2 separate regions of the Homo sapiens genome follow, and region 1 is linked to region 2. Evidence: chromatin loops called from intact Hi-C (ENCODE). Cell type or tissue: Calu3. All regions are shown on one strand. Links, peaks and the distances in the headings refer to the core of each region. The heading gives the core; the rest is flanking DNA.

The links. Peaks named below come from ENCODE experiments on the same cell type or tissue, not always from the same donor. Only the 100,000 strongest peaks of a DNase experiment are listed, where the experiment ranks them.
Region 1: a loop joins it to region 2, with 1.8 times the contacts of the local background. A loop is called at or near these places in 3 of 110 quality-filtered maps.

What each region holds. Positions count from the first base shown.
Region 1 is chr22:40,600,607-40,610,367 of GRCh38, reverse strand. All of the region lies in intron 1 of MRTFA (myocardin related transcription factor A), which reads left to right. Among named protein-coding and RNA genes, the nearest start is that of MRTFA, 31 kb to the left of the region's middle. In Calu3, for the core only: no CTCF peak of the experiment used is centred there; no DNase peak of the experiment used is centred there.
Region 2 is chr22:40,549,927-40,559,687 of GRCh38, reverse strand. It overlaps MRTFA (myocardin related transcription factor A), which reads left to right. Exons shown (of 15, transcript NM_020831.6): 3 at 7,321-7,582. The coding sequence starts at 7,342. It overlaps LOC105373037 (a long non-coding RNA gene), which reads right to left and starts at 4,511. Exons shown (of 5, transcript XR_001755550.2): 1 at 4,474-4,511. In Calu3, for the core only: no CTCF peak of the experiment used is centred there; no DNase peak of the experiment used is centred there.

The sequences.
Region 1 (9,761 bases), core at 494-8,493, 51 kb before region 2:
ATAAGAATGAGGAAAAAAGAGGCTGGGTATGGTGGCTTATGCCTGTAATCTCAGCATTTTGGGAGGCCGAGGCTGGTGGATCATCTCAGGTCAGGAGTTTGAGACCAGCCTGCCCAACATGGTGAAACCTTATCTCTACTAAAAATATAAAATATTAGCTGGGCATGGTGGCAGGTACCTGTAGTCCCAGCTACCCGGGAGGCTGAGGCAGGAGAATCGTCTGAACCCAGGAGGTGGAGGTTGCGGTGAGCTGAGATCACGCCACTGCCCTCCAAGCCTGGGCAACAGGGTGAGACTCTGTCTCAAAAAAAAAAAAAAAAAAAAGAGAAAAAAAAGAAACAGACATTTGGAATTGCATGTATGTGTAATCTTGATAGTTTAATTTGGAAAGATCTATTTATCCTCTTTACTCTGATTAGAACTGTTTGTACTTACGCTCAAGCTAGAATTAATATATTAAAGAGGACATACGTTTATCTGCCTTTCAGAATATATTATTTCAAATACCTGTTATCTTTGATGGGTTTACTTTTTTTTGAGGTAGAGTCTTGCTCTGACTCTGAGGCTGGAGTGCAGTGGCGCAGTCTCGACTCACCACAACCTCCGCTGCCCGGGTTCAAGCAATTCTCCTGCCTCAGCCTCCCGAGTAGCTGGATTACAGGTGCCCTCCACCATGCCTGGCTAATTGTTTGTATTTCTAGTAGAGACAGGGTTTCACCATGTTGGCTAGGCTGATCTTGAACTCCTGACCTCAAGTGATCCACCCATCTAGGCCTCCCAGAGTGCTGGGATTACAGATGTGAACCACCGTGCCCAGCCTAAAATCTTGGTTAGTCATTTTTCACTATCAAAAATTTAAAGTGTTTTTTTTTTTTTTTTTTTTTTGTTAAAGAGACAGGGTCTCACTCTGTTGCCCAGGCTGGCAGTGATGCAGTCTTAGCTCACCATAGCCTCAAACTCCTGGGCTCGAGTGATCCTCCCGCCTGAGCTTCCTGAATAGCTGAGATTACAAATTCAAGCCACAATATCTGACTAAATGTACTTTCTGGCTAAATGTAATTTTTTTTTTTTTTTTTTGAGAAGGAGTCTTGCTCTGTCACCCAGGCTGGAGTGCAGTGGTGTGATCTCAGCACACTGCAACCTCCACCTCCCAGGTTCAAGTGATTCCCCTGCCTCAGCCTCCTGAGAAGCTGGGACTACAGGTGTGCACCACCACAACCAGCTAATTTTTTGTATTTTAGTAGAAATGGGGTTTCACCATGTTGGCCAGGATGGTCTCGATCTCCTGACCTCATGATCCGCCTGCCTCGGCCTCCCAAAGTGCTGGGTTTATAGGCATGAGCCACCATGCCCAACTAAATGTAATTTTATATTCCTACCAACAACGTAAAGGGTTCCAGTTTCTCCACATCTTTACCAAAACTTGTTTATTTGATAACAGTCATTCTAATGGGTGCGATGTGGTAATCTTACATTTTTAGTATTTTCATATATAAGGGATAACATAGTGCTGCCCCTGTGGTTATTATCACATTACTGTGTTCCCCCTGCCAACAAAAAAGTACCTCATATTGAAGTACTTTTATTTTTATTATGCAGAAGAGCAGGGACCTTGTCCATCTTCATCACTAGTATCCCTAGGGCTCAGACAGTACCTGACACATTATACTTGCTTAGCAAGTATTTGAATGAATGAATGAATGGAAAGTAGGGAGGCATGGTGTAGTGGTTAAGACCAAAGACTTTGGCATCAAACAGACCTGAGGTTGAGTCCTGGTTTCCTCATTTGTAAAATGGATTTGATAGTGCCTCCCTCATAGGATTGTGGTGGGATTAAATGAGGTCACATCTACAGCACCTGGTGCACTGTAATTATCCCATAAGTGGCAGCTATTATTTAAAAAGGTCACCTGGCCAAAGGGGCATCAGTAGACTTGAAGTTTAAAATTTTTCATCTGTCACTAATCAGCTACGTAATACTGAACAAATTGTCTAACCTCTCTGGGTCTGAGTTGTTTCCTCTGTAAAATTAGGACCTTAAGTTAGATGACAGGCCGGGCATGGTGGCTCATGCCTGTAATCCCAGAACTGTTGGGAGGGCTAGGCAGGTGGATCACCTGAGGTCGGGAGTTTGAGACCAGCCTGGCCAACATGGTGAAACACCGTCCCGTCCCTACTAAAAATAAAAAAGTAGCCGGGTGTGTAGTCCCAACTACTCGGGAGTCTGAGGCAGGAGAGTCGCTTGAACCCAGGAGGCGGAGGTTGCAGTGAGCAGAGATTGTGCCACTGCACTCCAGCCTGGGCGACAGAGTGAGATTCCGTCTCAAAGAAAAAAACAAAAAGATGACCCCTGATGGCCTGTCTATGATTTTCATTTGATCCTTACAGTTGTTACTGTATTAACTGAAGGAATTATTACCATGACAATCTCAACTTTAATTATATTGGAGATTGTTAATCCCAAAGTCTAAATCTCAGAAGCATCTAAACAATAGAATTGATGTTAAAGAATTTTTCTGAAGCAAAAATCATTCCATTTCAAAAGTTAAACAATTGGAACAGTTGAAGAATAGTTTGCCCTAGTGTGGAGTGTTTAATAATGATGTAATGTGCCAGGCTATGTATGATTGCTTAGTGATCATAGAAATGGATGAATGCAGATTGTAATGCAGATTGCACTGATGGCTAGGTGGTTTTGCTGAGTTGTGTTGTGCTCAGCTGTTGGGAAGGCTTGCTTTAAGGATACCTTTCTGTCCATGCTATGGTGCTGATTCGTGGAGGAAATAAAATAATCCTTAAGAGAAGATTTCTGATTTTTGATATGTAGCTTGTTGTGTACCTGTTGTTCTTTTTTTTTTTTTTTTGAGACGGAGTCTCGCTCTGTCGCCCAGGCTGGAGTGCAGTGGTGTGATCTCAGCTCACTGCAAGCTCCGACTCTCAGGCTCACGCCATTCTCCTGCCTCAGCCTCCCGTGTAGCTGGGACTATAGGCGCCCACCAGCATGCCCTGCTAATTTTTTGTATTTTTAGTAGAGATGGGGTTTCACCGTGTTAGCCAGGATGGTCTCGATTTCCTGACCTTGTGATCTGCACTCCTCGGCCTCCCAGAGTGCTGGGATTACAAGCGTGAGCCACCGCACCCGGCCTTGTGTACCTGTTGTTCTTAGCAAACGTGACACCAGGTATGCAAACTCATTCTGGCTGGGCTTTGAGGGCAAGGAGGTTATGGCTTCACCCAGCACAGTTACTTGTTTTTCATACAAATAACTTTGAGCAGATAGTGGAAGAAACTAATTTTCTATTGTGTATCTGTTTTCTGTTAGGCACTGTTAGGTGCTTTCATGTATGCTATCTTACTTGATTTTATTTGTTAACAAAATAGTTATTTTTGTATGTATGTGTTGCTGAGTGTAACCACCCCAAATCACTTACAAGACACTCCTGAGCTTGATAATGATTTTTGTACATGAGTCCCTAGAGCCTTTGTTAGGAAGTCACTGCTGCTAGCCCCAGAAATTATATGCTGCCTTCAAAGAGGAGCTCCTTTGGCTTTGTTAGGAACAAATAACCTGATAGCTTTTGCCACCAAACTCCCTTATGTCTTCAGAGCTTCTTTCTGGTGGTCTGATGTCTCCAAAGAGGAATCCTAAGCACTTTTTCCCTCTGAAAAGAATTATAATTGGTGATTAGGCCTCCAGATGAAGCATATACACATGCACACACACACAAACAAAAACTTACCTATTATTAGTTCATTGGTCATGTGGAAGAATTTCTATAATTTAGATCTTTGTTTAAACATTTGTCTAATGGAAAGCATATGGGACCATGGAAGCTACTTAATAGCTATGTGACCTTGAGACAGTGTAAACTCCTGGGGCTCTGTCCTCATCAGTAAAGTGGAAATATACTTAATCTTGTTGGGGTGTGGTCAAGATAAAGTGAAATATATGTAAAGCTCATGAGTATTTAACAGATGTAGGCATTGTTTCCTGTTACTCCTTCCATTCTGTTTTTCAAATGACTGAGTAAAATCTCTTTGAGCATAACTAACTTTATTAAGTTTCTTTATTAAGATTATTTGGCCACATGCCCCAGAGATTGATGGTGAAATTTATTTTCCTTTCCTTATCAATTACAAACACTACTAGAAATTTATTCTTGTTCAGACTTTGGAATGAGAATTTTTTTTTTTTCAGAGAGAATTAAATGAGTTTGCTTTAGGCAGCTTTCTGAGAGCTGGCAGATTTGGATAGGAGTATTAGAATTGCTTTCATAGTGGAGTCCCCACCTGGAACATAGTTGGCAGGAGGAAGAAAGGTTATATAATCACATTCCTTATCAGATTTTCCGTAGAGTTTATTGTCTCCTGAAACACTCAAGGAAGTCCCTTACTCCTTTCCTTTCAATCAAGAAGCTGATTGTGGAATAGGAGATGAATAAATGAAAATTAATCTGACTTTAGCAATTTGAGAATGAAAAGAATGCTAACCACCAGGCATGTGGGCCTGTTTTAGCTTCCCAGGAACCTCCTCAGAGGGCATGACATGTTGGTTGTAAGCATTAAAACAAACAATCCCAACCCAAACTGTAGATGAAGCCTGGACTAAGTAAGGCAATTTAAAAGATTTTAGGTTGGTAATGGAATATAGAGATGATTTTCCCTGGCCAAAATCAGTTTTGATGTTTTGATTTTACTCATTTAAAATTCTTCTTGGTAAAAAATTATTCTCGATCAATCCATTCTTTCCAGAGTAACAAGAATGATCTTCTTAAAAACATAAATGGAATCACATCACTTCTCTGCTCAAAACTCTTACCTGCGGTGGTTTTTCCATTGTGCTTAGAATAATATCCAGATTTCATCCCATGACCTACAAGGTGCACACATACTGTATCTTTGCTGATCTCACCACCTCTTCTGGCATCCCACTCCCTTCAGTCGGCTGCACTGTCATCCGTTGGTCTTCAGTCCTTTCAACTTTCCTTATCACTATATCTAAAAAGTTGGCACTTTCTGCCCACAAAAGTCCCTTCTTTGCTGGTTTTATAACTTGGAGAAGTTTGAAATTGGTTTTCTGCTTGATGGCTTGCCTACTTACTTGTTTTTGTTTTCCTGTGCTGTTAGATTATAAACCCCATCAGAGCAGAGACCATGTTTTATCTTTTTTGTCTAGTATGTTAGCATATGGTGGGTATCTAATATTTGTTGAATGAGTGATGGTTTGCTAATTTTTCCTTTACAGACAAGTGGTTACTTCATAAAGAAATAGGCATTTGCTTGCTGGTCTTACAATCTGTAAGTGATAAAGGTTAACATGGGTCAAAAATAAATGATTCGTGTTTTGGGGTTTAATTTTTCAGAATTTAACTTAGATGGTAACTCCTCTGGGAAGCTTTTCCTGATAGGTCATAGATTAGTCTCTTCTTGTTTGGTTTATGGCACCACATACTTGCCTCATTCATTCAACGACAACAACAGACAGATTGCATTTATCTGTTTATCACTGTATCATCAGCACTTAGGTTGGTGCCTAAGTCAGCACATGGTGATCGTGCTGAATAGTATGTTCAGTGAGGAATAAGCGTTAGAATTTAGGTATCTCTTTTTTTTCCTTTTTTTGAGATGGAGTCTTGCTCTGTAACCTGGCTGGAGTGCAATGGCGCGATCTTGGCTCACTGCAACCTCCACCTCCCGAGTTCAAGCGATTCTCCTGCCTCAGCCTCCTGAGTAGCTGGGATTACAGGTGCATGCCACCACGCCCGGCTAATTTTTGTATTTTTAGTAGAGACGAGGTTTCACCATGTTGGTCATGCTGGTCTCAAACTCCTGACCTTGGAATCTGCCCACCTCGGTCTCCCAAAGTGCTGGGATTACAGGCATGAGCCACCGCGCTTGGCCAGTATTTAGGTATGTCTTAGGTAACTAACAGTTTTAGGGCCGGGTACGGTGGCTCACGCCTGTAATGTCAGCACTTTGGGAGGCCGAGGCGGGCGGGTTACGAGGTCAGGAGATTGAGACCATCCTGGCTAAGACAGTGAAACCCTGTCTCTACCAAAAATACAAAAAATTAGTCAGGTGTGGTGGCGGGCGCCTGTAGTCCCAGCTACTCAGGAGGCTGAGGCAGGAGAATGGCGTGAACCTGGGAGGCGGAGCTTGCAGTGAGCCGAGATGGTGCCACTGCACTCCAGCCTGGGCGACAGAGCAAGACTCTGTCTCAAAAAGAAAAAAAAAAAAAAGAAACTAACAGCTTTTACTCAGGTAGATTATGGAGATCACTGGTTCCAAGAATCACTTTGTTCTTTATCTGTTTTCCAAGTTCACCAGATCATGACATTAGTAAAATTTATTTTGAAATCTTTATTATGGAACATTTGAAACACATATAAAAACAAGGAGAATAATGCAATGAACCACCACCATGGGCCTGTCACCCAGTTTCAACAGTATTCAGGGGCTGGGTGCCGTGGCTTATGCCTATAATCCCAGCACTATGGAAGGCCAAGGTGGGAGGATCACTTGAGCCCAGGAGTTCAAGGACCAGCCTGGGCAACCTAGTGAGACCTCATCTCTATAAATTAAAAAAAAAAAAAGTAAAAAAAAAATTTTTTTTTTCAACATGTGACCAATCTTGTTTAATATTACTCCACACCTCCTCCTTCATATTTTAAAATAAAATTCAGACATTTTGCCATTTCATCTGTAAGTAATTCAGAATAATATAGTCGATTTAAACACTAGTTAACTCTTGGAAAAACCAGAAGCAAAAATTCCGTTTGTCTCCTTGAATCTCAGTGTAGATGCCGGCTGGTGAATTTCCATGTGCTAAGCCACTCCCAAGACCTGACTCACTATCAAAAGCATATACTCTATTGTAATTGCTGAAATAGCAGCAGTTTGTTAGAATATGTTATGGTAGTTAAGTATGTTTCTATTGGATAGAGAGAGGTTACCAATAAGAAAAAACTCCTATGTCAGAGATAAGTTTTTCCATTTGGAGATCTGATACTTTTTGATGTTGTAAATTACAGGCCTTTAAGATTTGTCTGGAAAATGAAAATGAAATGTGGTTTGTGGATTAATAGGGTAAATTCCTGTAGTTCTTTATGGGTGAATTCCTGAGAGTCATAATTAGCAGTAAAATGAAGAGCTGAAGTGTCAGAAGCCTCGGAGCTAGAAAGACTTCTCTAAGCCTAGGGAGGTAGACAGTTTAGAGCTTCGGCCAGAGGGAAAGTCACATGGCATTAGTAGTGATTATAGTTAGTTTTATTCTGGAAGTTAAAGTTGTAACCTAGACCTCTGTAAATAGCCTAGTGTGTACATAAAATTTTCTGGAGGAAGGGAAGGCACTATTTTTTCAGCAAATATTTTAAAGGATTAAGTACTGTCTTGTAAAAATTAGAGATTGGCACTGAGTGAATGGTTGGACTAGAACTGTGCTTTCTTGTGATGCCAGTTTTTTGTGAAGAAGAAATGAAGGGGGACAGAAATGATCATAATCACCTTTAACTATTGTTTTTTGAGATGGAGTCTCGCTCTGTCACCCAGGCTGGAGTGCAATAGTGTGATCTTGGCTCGCTGCAACCTCCACCTCCTGGGTTCAAGTGAATGTCCTGCCTCAGCCTCCTGAGTAACTGGGATTACAGGCACATGCCACCACGCCTCGCTAATTTTTTTTTTTTTTTTTTTTAAGTGGAGATGGGGTTTCACCATGTTGGCCAGGCTGGTCTTGAACTCTTGACCTCAGGTGATCCAACTACCTTGGCCTCCCAAAGTTCTGGGATTACAGGGGTGCCTTTAACTATTTTTTAAACCAACCACATAGGAGAGCAAGACCTTGATTCTAGGAGGCTACAAGTCCTAGCCCTGCTGTGACTGCAGCCTTACTTTCTCTTTATCCTGAATCACCACGATTCTTCTGTTTGTAATATTGGCAGATGGTGGATGTGGTGATCCCAAGTTCATTCTTGGCAACTTATTTTGAAAAATCTGCTGTTTTATTCTTCCTGCTATACTCCCATATCCCTTAGTTAACTCCTGTATTGAAGTACTTAGCACACATGACTTGAATAGGGATTTTGTCATAATCATTTGTGTTTCCTTAGCATCTAGCACATGGTCACTTGGAAAATATTTGTTGACACATGATGATCACTTTCCAATGCTGAGATGGTGTGATTTTGTGATTTCTCCAATGACCTTGACCTAGATTGTGATACTAGTGGTAGTCTTGTATAGGTCCCTCTCTGTGTTGTTCTTCTTCGTAGGTGCTTTGTTCTCAGGCTCTGGACCATTCTCTTGTTTTGGGACATTCCAGGGAACAGGAGAGAAAAATTTGCATTTAAAACAAAAGGAGTATGTTACATCGATGTTCCTCATTGCCAGGATCACTGGAATGTTCCAGTTGCTATCAGGATGAATTCACTGTTGGTAACAGATGCCAGGGACTCATTATATTTTTGTTATTCTTCCTCATTTACTGAGATTTGACCCCCTACCTCTGATTGTGATGGGAAAGGGATTTCAGTCTTGATCTTCAAGCTTTATATTATTTATTTAATTTTAATTTTTCATTGTTTTTAAAGAGACAAAGTCTTGCTCTGGTACTCAGGTGGATCACAGTGGCACATCCATGGCTCAGTGTAACCATACCCAGCTGATCTTCAGGCTTTAAAGGTTATGGCCAGTCATTCAGAATTAATCAGTATCAAACGATGAGTATTTTTTTTTGTCATCTATGTGATAACTGCTGAAATTAACTTATTATAAAACTAGGCTAGAGTCTAGGCTAAATTAAATTTGTGTTTTGTCAGCTACTATAAGACAGTAAAATGGAAGTATTAAAAAACATTATTTCGAAGTTGGGCATGGTGGCTCATGCCTGTAATCCCAGCACTTTAGGAGGTCAAGGCAGGAGGATCGCTTGAAGCTAGGAGTTTGACACCAGCCTGGGCAAAATAGACTCTGTCACTACAAAAATAAAAAATTAGCCAGGCATGGTGGCACATGCCTGTAGTCTGGCTCCTCTGAAGGCGGAGGCAGGGAGGAGCACTTGAGCCAAGGAGTTTGAGGTTGCATTGAGCTATAGATGTGCCACTGTGATCCAGTCTGCACAATAGAGCAAGACCATGTCTCAAAAAAACAAAAAAAAGTTCAAAAACTTAAAAATTGTAAAGTGGGTTTTGCTTTGCAGTTTCAAAAGGAAAGAGCTATATCTACTTCTCTGGAGCTACTATGTCTGAGTCTTAATAATGGTCAAACAGGAGATGCTTATTATGGGATGCTGGCAGATGAAGGGAAAACTGGGAACTTTATTATAGAGTTTGAAACTCTTCTTATAAGTGGACAGTTTGAGATTGTAGTTTTTTTGTTTTGTTTTGTTTTGCTTTTTTTGAGACGGAGTCTTGCTTTGTCACCCAGGCTGGAGTACAGTGGCACAATCTTGGCTCACTGCAACCTCCACCTTCCGGGTTCAAGCTATTCTGCCTCAGCCATCTGAGTAGCTGGGACTACAGGCGTGTGCCACCACGGCCGGCTAATTTTTGTATCTTTAGAAGAGACGGGGTTTCACTACGTTGGCCAGGCTGGTCTCGAACTCCTGACCTTGTGATCCGCCTGCCTCGGCCTCCCAAAGTTCTGGGATTACAGGCGTGAGCCACCAAGCCCAGCCAAGATTGTAGTTTTTTATTTTGTAAAGTATTGCATATGTTATGGTACCTTAATGAGCACATGAGCATGTTCGGTTGAATTCTGCATCTGGG
Region 2 (9,761 bases), core at 854-8,853:
CGCTTGTAATCCCAGCATTTTGAGAGGCCAGTGTAGGGCGATCGCTTGAGGCCAGGAGTTCGAGACCAGCTTGGGCAACATAGTGAGATCTCGTCTCTACAAAAAAGTGAAAAAATAGTCAGGTGTGTTGGCACACACCTATAGTCCTAGCTACTTGGGAGGATCACTTGAGCCCAGGAGTTTAAGGCTGCAGTGAGCTATGATCATTCCATTGCACTCTAGCTTGGATGGCAGAGTAACATGCTGTCTGAAAAAAGAAAAAAAAAGTATGTGTTCTAAGAAACACCATTTTTTCCTCCCTGGGATGGGTATCACTTCGTTGCCCAGGCTGGAGTGCAGTGGCATGATCACAGCTCACTGCAGCCTCAGCCTCCCTGGGGTCGAGGTGATCCTCTTACCTCAGCCTCAGGAGTAGCTGAGACTGCAGACGCACACCACCATGCCTAACTTTTGTGTGTTTTGTAGAGACGGGGTTTTGCCATGTTGCCCAGGATTGTCTTGAGCTCCTGGGCTCTAACAATCTGCCCACCTTGGCCTCCCCAACTGCTGGGGATTACAGGTGTGAGCCATCGCGCCTGGGTGAAACATTATTTTTAAAACTTCCTTGGCTGGGCACAGTGGCTCACACTTGTAATCCTAGCACTTTGGGAGGCTGGGGCAGGTGGATCACCTGAGGTCAGGAGTTCGAGACCAGCCTGGCCAACATGGTGAAAACCCATCTCTACTAAAAACACAAAAATCAGATGTAGTGTTGCGTGCCTGTAATCCCAGCTACTCGGGAGGCTGAGACATGAGAATCACTTGAACCTAGGAGGCAGAGGTTGCAGTGAGCCAAGATCGTGCCACTGCAGCCTGGGTGGTGGAGCGAGACTGTCTCAAAAAAAAAAAAACCCAAAAAACCCCCCCAAAAAAAACAAAAACCAAAAAACCAAGAACTTTATTTTCTCTTTATGCTTAGCATTGGACTTGGACTTGGGTTGGCTTTCTTTTGGGGGGCCGTTTTTTACAAAGTTTCTTTAAATCATTTTCTAGAAATACTGGTTATGTTCACTAAATGCATAAGAGCATCACAAACTCATGAAGTTAACTTCATGCTTCATTAGAAAAATATTGATACCATGTGATGGATTTTTATTGTCTCTTGGGAATATTAACACATGTAAATGCTAAATCTCTGAATTCCAGCAATAATAATAATTCAAAGTAGTAGGAAGAAGTTTGTTCTGAATTAGTGATAAGTAAATTAAATAATTTACTTCATTTTAAAGAATATATGGTTTTGGCGAGGCACAGTGGCTCATTCCTGTAATCCTAGCACTTTGGAAGGTTTAGGTAGGAGGATCACTTTAGGCCAGGAGTTTGAGACCAGCCTGGGCAACATAGCAAAAACCTCATATCTCCCCAACCCCTTGCAAAAAAAAAAAAAAAAAAAAAAAAAAAGCCAGGCATGATGGTGTGCCTGTAGTCCTAGCTACTTGTGGGACTGATGGGGGAGGATCACTTGAGTCCAGGAATTCAAGGTTGCAGTGAGCTATGATCGTGCCACTGCACCCTAGCCTGGGCAACAGAGAGAGACCCTGTCCCTTAAAAAAAAAAAGAAAGAAAGAAAAAGGCTGGACTCGGTGAGCTCTCATGCCTGTAATTCCAGCACTTTGGGAGGCCAAGGCAGGTGGCTCACTTGAGTCCAGGAGTTTAAGACCAGCCTGGGCAACATGGCAAAACCCCATCTCTACTAAAAATACAAAAATTAGCCGGGCCTGGTGGCGCATGCCTATATTCCCAGTTACTCGGGAGGCTGAGGCAGGAGGATTGCTTGAGGCCGGGAGGTGGAGGTTGCACTGAGCCGAGAACTTGCCACTGCACTCCAGCCTGGGATTCTTTCAAGCTCAGTAATATAAGTTTACTTAGTGAAATTTTTTTTTTGCCAAGACATCTAAAAATAATTGTGATAAAAAACATATGTAACATTAAATTCACCTTTCCTCCTGCCTTGGGAGCTCTTAGATAATAAACTTACCTTTTAACCACTTTTTTTCCTTCTTTTTAAAATTTTTAAAAACTATTTAAAATTTTTTTTAAAAAAGAGACAGGGTCTTACTATGTTGCCGAGACTGATCTGGAACTCCTGGGCTCTAGCGATCCTCCCACCTCAGCTTCCCAGAGTGCTAGGATTAGAGGAGTGAGCCACTGTGCCTGGCCACCTGGCACTCTTTTATATTACCCTGCCCCTGCCAAATAGCAGAAGATTTTACTTAATCTCACACCAAGTTATAGTATCAGAAATATCAGTTAAGTCTGAAATAATGGGGTTTTGCTAAGTTAAGAACTTTTTATATGAAACCATGATTCTAGCGCATCTGTTTAGCTATAGTATTTTAGTGGTATGAGGCTTGATGTTTCCTGTCCTTGACTGCCTAACATTATTTTTAGTGTTTCTGTATGTTTCATGCAGTCTTCCTTGTGTCATCCAAATTTTCCCCAAGACATGTCTGTCGTGGTTCCCTAGATTATCTTTATGTATCTTTCATTTGCTTCTCTCTTTGTTCAGTTAACAACTATTAGAATGCTTGTTTTGTGTTAATACTTTTGCAAGGCCCATCTACTGCATACAGAGTTATTGTTGCAGTTAAATTTCTTAATTTTCTTATGAGAGGTCTGAACTCTTACAATCCATAATGATTTAACAGCTGTTTATTGAAAACCTGTTACTCTATGTGAAACCACTTTTCCTAAGTCCTAGGGCTGAAGTTTTGATACCATTCTATTTTCCTTTTGAATAAGGAGGTTAGTTCTCAAGGGGTCCTTGAATGTCATAAAGTTGAAGTCTTTTTTTTAGTCTGAAAGGCTGCTGCTGTTAAAAGAAGCAGACATGCTCTTTCAGAGTCAATGACAAAGAATACTCAGCCGGATGGATTAATCCTGTGTAACAGTTGTTTTTTTCCCAGTACACACAGAGACATGGTTCAAACCATAATAAATCATAGACAAGATGGAAAAGAATTCTTTGAAGTTTAGATTCTGAATTTTGTTGGTAGACATTTGTTGTTTTGTAATTTATAAAATTATTCAAACCCTAAAAGAAATCCTTTTCCCATTGTTTGCCCATGCTCAATTACCCTTGAGAATATTGAGTTCCTAATACTGAGTTCAAATTTTTTTTTGAACTTGTCTCCCTTATATCTTCTTCCAGTCTCTTTGGAGTAGAGAGTCCTTAGTATCTTTTTTCTTCATAATATTATCTCCCTCATGTTAATTACTGTTATCTGGATCTTTTCCAGTCCAGTTTATTTTCTGTGAAATGTATCAGCCAGAACTACAGTCAGGTTTGGGCACACTATTGCTTTACTTGAAGTTAGATCATAATTGTCTTTTTAGTTTCTAGTGCCTTTCTTCACTTCATGGCTGTTCAATATTTTGTTGGTTTCTTCAACTAAAGCAAGTTAGATTAAAGTCCTCATAAAAGTTTGCAAGGAATGCCCAGGGAATCTCACTTCATAGATCAGAAACTATAGTCTTTTTATTATAAAAGCCATGTAAGTATTTTAGAGAAAATTTGGAACCTTAAAATTTTTTCATTGTCCAATCAAACAGAACCCCTCTTTTGTGTCTTGGTATACTTCTTAAAATCTTTTTTCTTTGTATAATATTTTAATATATGAGTATGTAGTTTTATGTCTTACTTTTTCTTAAGTGTGGCTTTAGAATAAGCATTTCCCACATTAGAAATGCTTTATAAAAATTATTCTTAGGGCTGGGCATGGTGGCTCACGCCTGTAATCCCAGCACTTTGGGAGGCTGAGGTGGGTGGATCTTGAGGTCAGGAGATCGAGACCATCCTGGCTAACATTGGTGAAACCCCGTCTCTACTAAAAATACAAAAAAATTTAGCCAGGCATGGTGGTGGGCGCCTGTAGTCCCAGCTACTCGGGAGGCTGAGACAGGAGAATGGCGTGAATGCAGGAGGTGGAGCTTGCAGTGAGCTGAGATCACGCCACTGCACTCCAGGCTGGGCAACAGAGCGAGACTCTGCCTCAAAAAAAAAAAAAATTATTCTTACTAACTACATAGGATTCAGTGAGTGGAGATATATATATATATATAAAATTTTTTTTAATTTATGAGGTTTAATTGGTTCATGGTTTTGCAAGCCTGTACAAGGATGGTGCCATCAAGGAGCTTTTATACATGATAGAAGGTGAAGCAGGTGCAGGCATGTCACAGGGTGAGAGCAGGAGCAAGAGAAAGAAGGGGGGCAGTGCCACACACTTTTAAACAACTAGATATTGGAAGAACTCACTCACTACCATGTGGACAGCACCAATCCATGAGGGATCTGCCCCCATGACTCAAATATCTCCCATCAGGCCCTGCCTCCAACACTGGGGATTGCATTTCAACATGAGATTTGGGTGGGACAAATATCAGAGTCATATCATTCTGCCGCTAGTCCCTCAAGTCTCATGTCCTTCTTACATTTCAAAATACAATTATTTCTTCTCAGTAGTCCCCCAAAGTCTTAACTCATTGCAGCATTAATTCAAAGGTCCAAAGTCTCATCTGGAGATAAGTTCCTTCCACCTATGAGCCTGTAAAATCAAAGACAAGTTATTTACTTCCAAGATACAATGGGGATACAGGCATTGAGTTAACATTCACATTCCAAAAGGGAGAAATTTGCCAAAAGAAAGGGGCTACAGGCCCCATGCAAGTCTGAAACCCAGCAGGGCAGTCATTAAATCTTAAAGCTCCAAAACAATCCTTGACTCCATGTCCCACATTCTGGGTACACTGATATAAAGGGAGGGGTTCCCAAAGCCTTGGGCAGCTCTGCCCCTGTGGCTTTTCCACGCTGAGGTTGCATGCTGCTGGTGGCTCTACCATTCGGGGGTCTGGAGAGCAGTGGGTGCTAGTTTACTTTACAAAAAGCTTTAAGAATAATGGTAGTTTGCCAGTGATGTAATTTATAATATTAGCATCGGCATATACTCCAGTGGCATAGTTTGTCCGTGTCTATTAGTCTGTTCTCAAACTGCTGCTATAAAGAACTGCCCAAGATTGGGTAGTTTATAAAGGAAAGAGGTTTAATTGACTCACAGTTCCACAGGGCTCGGGAGGCCTCAGGAAACTTACAGTCATGATGGCAGGGAAAGCAAACACATCCTTCTTCACAAGGTGGCAGGAAGAAGTGCCAAGCAAAAGAGGAAAAGCCCCTTATAAAACCATCAGATCTTGTGAGAGCTCACTCACTATCATGAGAACAGCATGGAGGTAACCACTCCCATTATTCAATTACCTCCCACTGGGTCCCTCCCACAACACATGGGGATTATGGGAACTACAGTTCAAGGTGAGATTTGGGTGGGGACACAGCCAAACCATATCATTCTGCCCCTGGCCCCTCCCAAATCACAGGTCTTCACATTTCAAAACACAAGTATGTGTGTCCAATAGTCCCCCAAAGTCTTAGATCATTCCAGTATTAACCCAGAAGTCCAAGTCCAGAGTCTCATCTGAGATAAGGCAAGTCCCTTCCACCTATGAGCCTGTAAAATCGAAAGCAAGTTAGTTACTTCCTAGATACAATGGGGGGTACAGGCATTGGGTAAATACACCCATTCCAAAGGGGAGAAATTGGCCAAAACAAAGGGGCTACAGGCCCCATGCAAGTCCAGAATCCAGTGGGGCAGTCAGATCTTAAGGCTCTGAAATGATCTCCTTTGATTCCATGTCTCACATCCAGGTCATGTTGATGCAGGAGGTGGGCTCCCACGGCCTTGAGCAGCTCTGCCTCTGTGGCTTTGGAGGGTACGGCTTCACCCCTGGCTGCTTTCATGGGCTGATGTTGAGTGTCTACAGCTTTTCCAGGTGTATGGTGCAAGCTATAGGTGGATCTACCATTCTGGGGTCTGGAGGATGGTGGCCTTCTCACAGCTCTACTAGGCAGTGCTCCAGTGAGGACTCTGTGTGGGCGCTCCGACCCCACATTTGCCTTCCATACTGCCCTAGTAGAGGTTCTCCATGAGAGCTGTACCCCTGTAGCAAACTTCTGCGTGGACATCCAGGTGTTGCCATACATCCTCTGAAATCTAGGTGGAGGTTCCCAAACCTCAATTCCAGACTTCTGTGCACCTGCAGGCTCAGCACCACATGGCGGCTGCTGAGGTTTTGGGCTTGCACGCTTCGAAGCCTCAGCCTGAGCTGTATACCTTGGCTCCTTTTATTCATGACTGGAGCTGAAGCAGCTGGGACTCAGGGCACCATGTCCTGAGGCTGCACAGAGCAGGAAGGCCCTGGGCCCATGAAACCATTTTTCCCTCCTATGCCTTCGAGGCGCTGCTGTGAAGGTCTGTGACATGCCCTGGAGACGTTTTCCCCATTGTCTTGGTGATTAATGTTAGGCTCTTTGTTACTTATGCAAATTTCTGCAGGTGGCTTGAATTTCTCCCCAGAAAATGAGTTTTTGTTTTCTATTGCATCATCATGCTGCAGATTTTCTAAACTTTTATGCTCTGCTTCCTCTTGAATGCTTTGCCGCTTAGAAATGTCCTCTGCCAGATACCCTAAATCATCTCTCTCAAGTTCAAAGTTCCACAGATCTCTCTAGAGTAGGGGCAAAATGCCACCAGTCTCTTTGCTAAAGCATGGCAAGAATCACCTTTATATAAGTTTCCAACAAGTTCCTCATCTCCATCTGAGACCATTTCAGCCTGTACTTCATTGTCCATACCACTATCAGCATTTTGGTCAAAGGCATTCAACAGGTCTCTAGGAAGTTCCAAACTTTACCACAGTTTCCTGTCTTCTTCTTAGCCCTCTAAACTGTTCCAACCTCTGCCTGTTACCCATTTTCAAAGTTGCTTCCACATTTTTGGGTATCCTTATAGCAGCATCCCACTCTATCAGTACCAATTTACTATATTAGTCTGTTCTCACGTTGCTATAAAGAACTGCCTGAGACTGGGTAGTTTATAAAGGAAAGAGATTTAATTGATTCACAGTTCCACAGGGCTGGGGAGGCCTCAGGAACTTACAATCATGGTGGAAGGAGTTGCAAACATGTCCTTCTTCACATGGTGGCAGGAAGGAGAAGTGCAGAGCAAAAGAGGAAAAGCCCCTTATAAAACCATCAGATCTTGTGAGAACTCATGAGAATAGCACGGAGGTAACCACCCCTGTGATTCAGTTACCTGCCACCAAGTCCCTCCCATGATATGTGTGAGTTATGGGAACTACAATTCAAGATGAGATTTGGGTGAGGACACCACCAAACCATATTATCATGGTACCATCTAAACTTTCCATTTTTTCTTCCATTTCCAGATTGCCATCACGAAAGCCAAAGTGGATTTCTCCAGTGTGGTGTGCCTGCCCCCTTCCGTCATTGCTGTGAATGGGCTGGACGGAGGAGGGGCCGGCGAAAATGATGATGAACCAGTGCTCGTGTCCTTATCTGCGGCACCCAGTCCCCAGAGTGAAGCTGTTGCCAATGAACTGCAGGAGCTCTCCTTGCAGCCCGAGCTGACCCTAGGCCTCCACCCTGGCAGGAATCCCAATTTGCCTCCACTTAGTGAGCGGAAGAATGGTGAGTAGATACAGAATTATTGCATTCCCTGATTTGAACCAGGATCTTCATGTTTATAATGTTACAGATTCTTACTTTATTTGATGTTCCGTGAAAGTTCCTAATAATCTTAACATTTCTTGTAAAATAGATAGCTGTAAGTTAAAGTGATCATTGTAAGTCCAACATTTCCTGCCTGGATTATTATAATTTCTTTCTAATTTCTCTGCTTCCCTCACCCTATTCCTTCCATAAATTCATTAATTCAGCATATATATTCATTAATATCAATGTATTATAAACTATGCTAAAATTAGGGATTAAATGGTAAACAAGCCTCTGTCATTAGGAAACATACTCTATCGTATAGCCTTGTCAGAGTAATCTTTTAGGACTTCCTAGCTTAAAAGTTTTCAGTGATTGCCTTGTGGGATGAAACAAAAACCAAATAAATGTCTTGCCGGGTGTAGTGACTTAGGCCTGTAATTCCAGCACTTTGGTAGGCCGAGGTGCACAGATCACCTCAGGTCAGGAGTTAAGAGACCAGCCTGGCCAACATGGTGAAACCCTGTCTGTGCTAAAACTACAAAAATTAGCTGGGCTTGGTGGCACACACTTGTAGACCCAGCTACTGGGGAGTCTGAGGTGGGAGGATCGATTGAACTAGGAGGCGGAGGTTGCAGTGAACCGAGATTGTGCCACAGCTCTCCAGCCTGGACGACAGAATGAGACTCTATCTCAAATAAACAAACAAACAAACAAATAATAAATAAGTGAATAAATTTCTTGGCATGTTTTATAAGGCTTTGCAGAATCTGGTCTCTTTCTTTTAACATCTTCTCTTATTCCCCTATTCCTAGTATTTGTTCCAGCCCATTAAACTGTGTTAAGTACTGTTTAAAAACCATGTACTCATACCTCAACCTTTTTTTAATTAAAAAAATCTATAATTTGTTATGGAATATTTAAGATTTGAGAAAATGTATAAAGAGGCTGGGCACGGTGACTCATGCCTTTGGGAGGCCGAGGCGGGCGGATCCCTGAGGTCGGGAGTTCGAGACCAGCCTGACCAGCATGGAGAAACCCCGTCTTTACTAAAGATACAAAATTAGCCAGGCATGGTGGCACATGCTTGTAATCCCAGCTACTAGGGAGGCTGAGGCAGGAGAACTGCTTGAACCTGGGAGGCAGAGGTTGCGGTGAGCCGAGATCGCGCCACTGCACTCCAGCCTGGGCAACAAGAGCAAAATTCCGTCTCAAAAAAAAAAAAAAAAGAAAAAAGAAAAAATGGATAAAGAACAATATAGAAAATTGTGTGTTCAAATACCACCCAACTTATGTACTTTGCGTAAATCTTCATTACCCCTGGAGGAAACTACTAACTTGAATTTGGTATTTCATTGCCAAATATGTCTGTATTATTTACCCATGTGAATATATTCTTAAGCAATATATAATGTTGTTTCTCATGTTTTAAACCTATATATGAGAGAAAATTATGTGTTCTTCAGTAATTTGTTGTTCAGTATTCATTTTCCTTGTAAGTTAAAGATATTCTGTATTTTCTTCTAATTCAAGCTGTTAATCCCCACTTAGTGAATAGTTCTACTTTTTCCTACTGATCTTTAATGCCTGCTGTATTCTGTCTGTGCATGAGTTAGTTTTTAGGCTCTCTTTTCTTTGACTGGTCTCTCTGTCCATCTCTGTGTCAGTACTACCTTATTTTAGTTATTGCCTAATAATTAGTCTTTCTGTCTGTTAGGACACGTATCTCCTTACCTTTTTCTTTTTCAAAGTTGTCTTGGCTATTACCCTTTTAATTTTCCATGATTTTAGAATTGCCTTACCAAGTTCTGCCAACAAAAAAACCCTTTGGGATTTTTACCTCCAACATTTTATTATGAAAAAATTTAAACGTAAAGTAGAAAGAAAAAAAAAAAGAAGTAGGAAGAACTTTACAGTGAATACCTGCGTGCCCATCTCTTAGATTCTACCTGTAACATTTTATAAAACTTGCTTTATAACACAGATATCTATCAATCTCATCTTTAAATTTAATTTTTTTTTTTTTTTTTTTTGCAACAGAGTCTCACTCTGTTGCCCAGGCTGGAGTGCAGTGATGCGACCTTGGCTCACTGCAGCCTCCGTCTCCCGGGTTCAAGCAATTCTCTTGCCTCAGCCACCCGAGTAGCTGGGATTA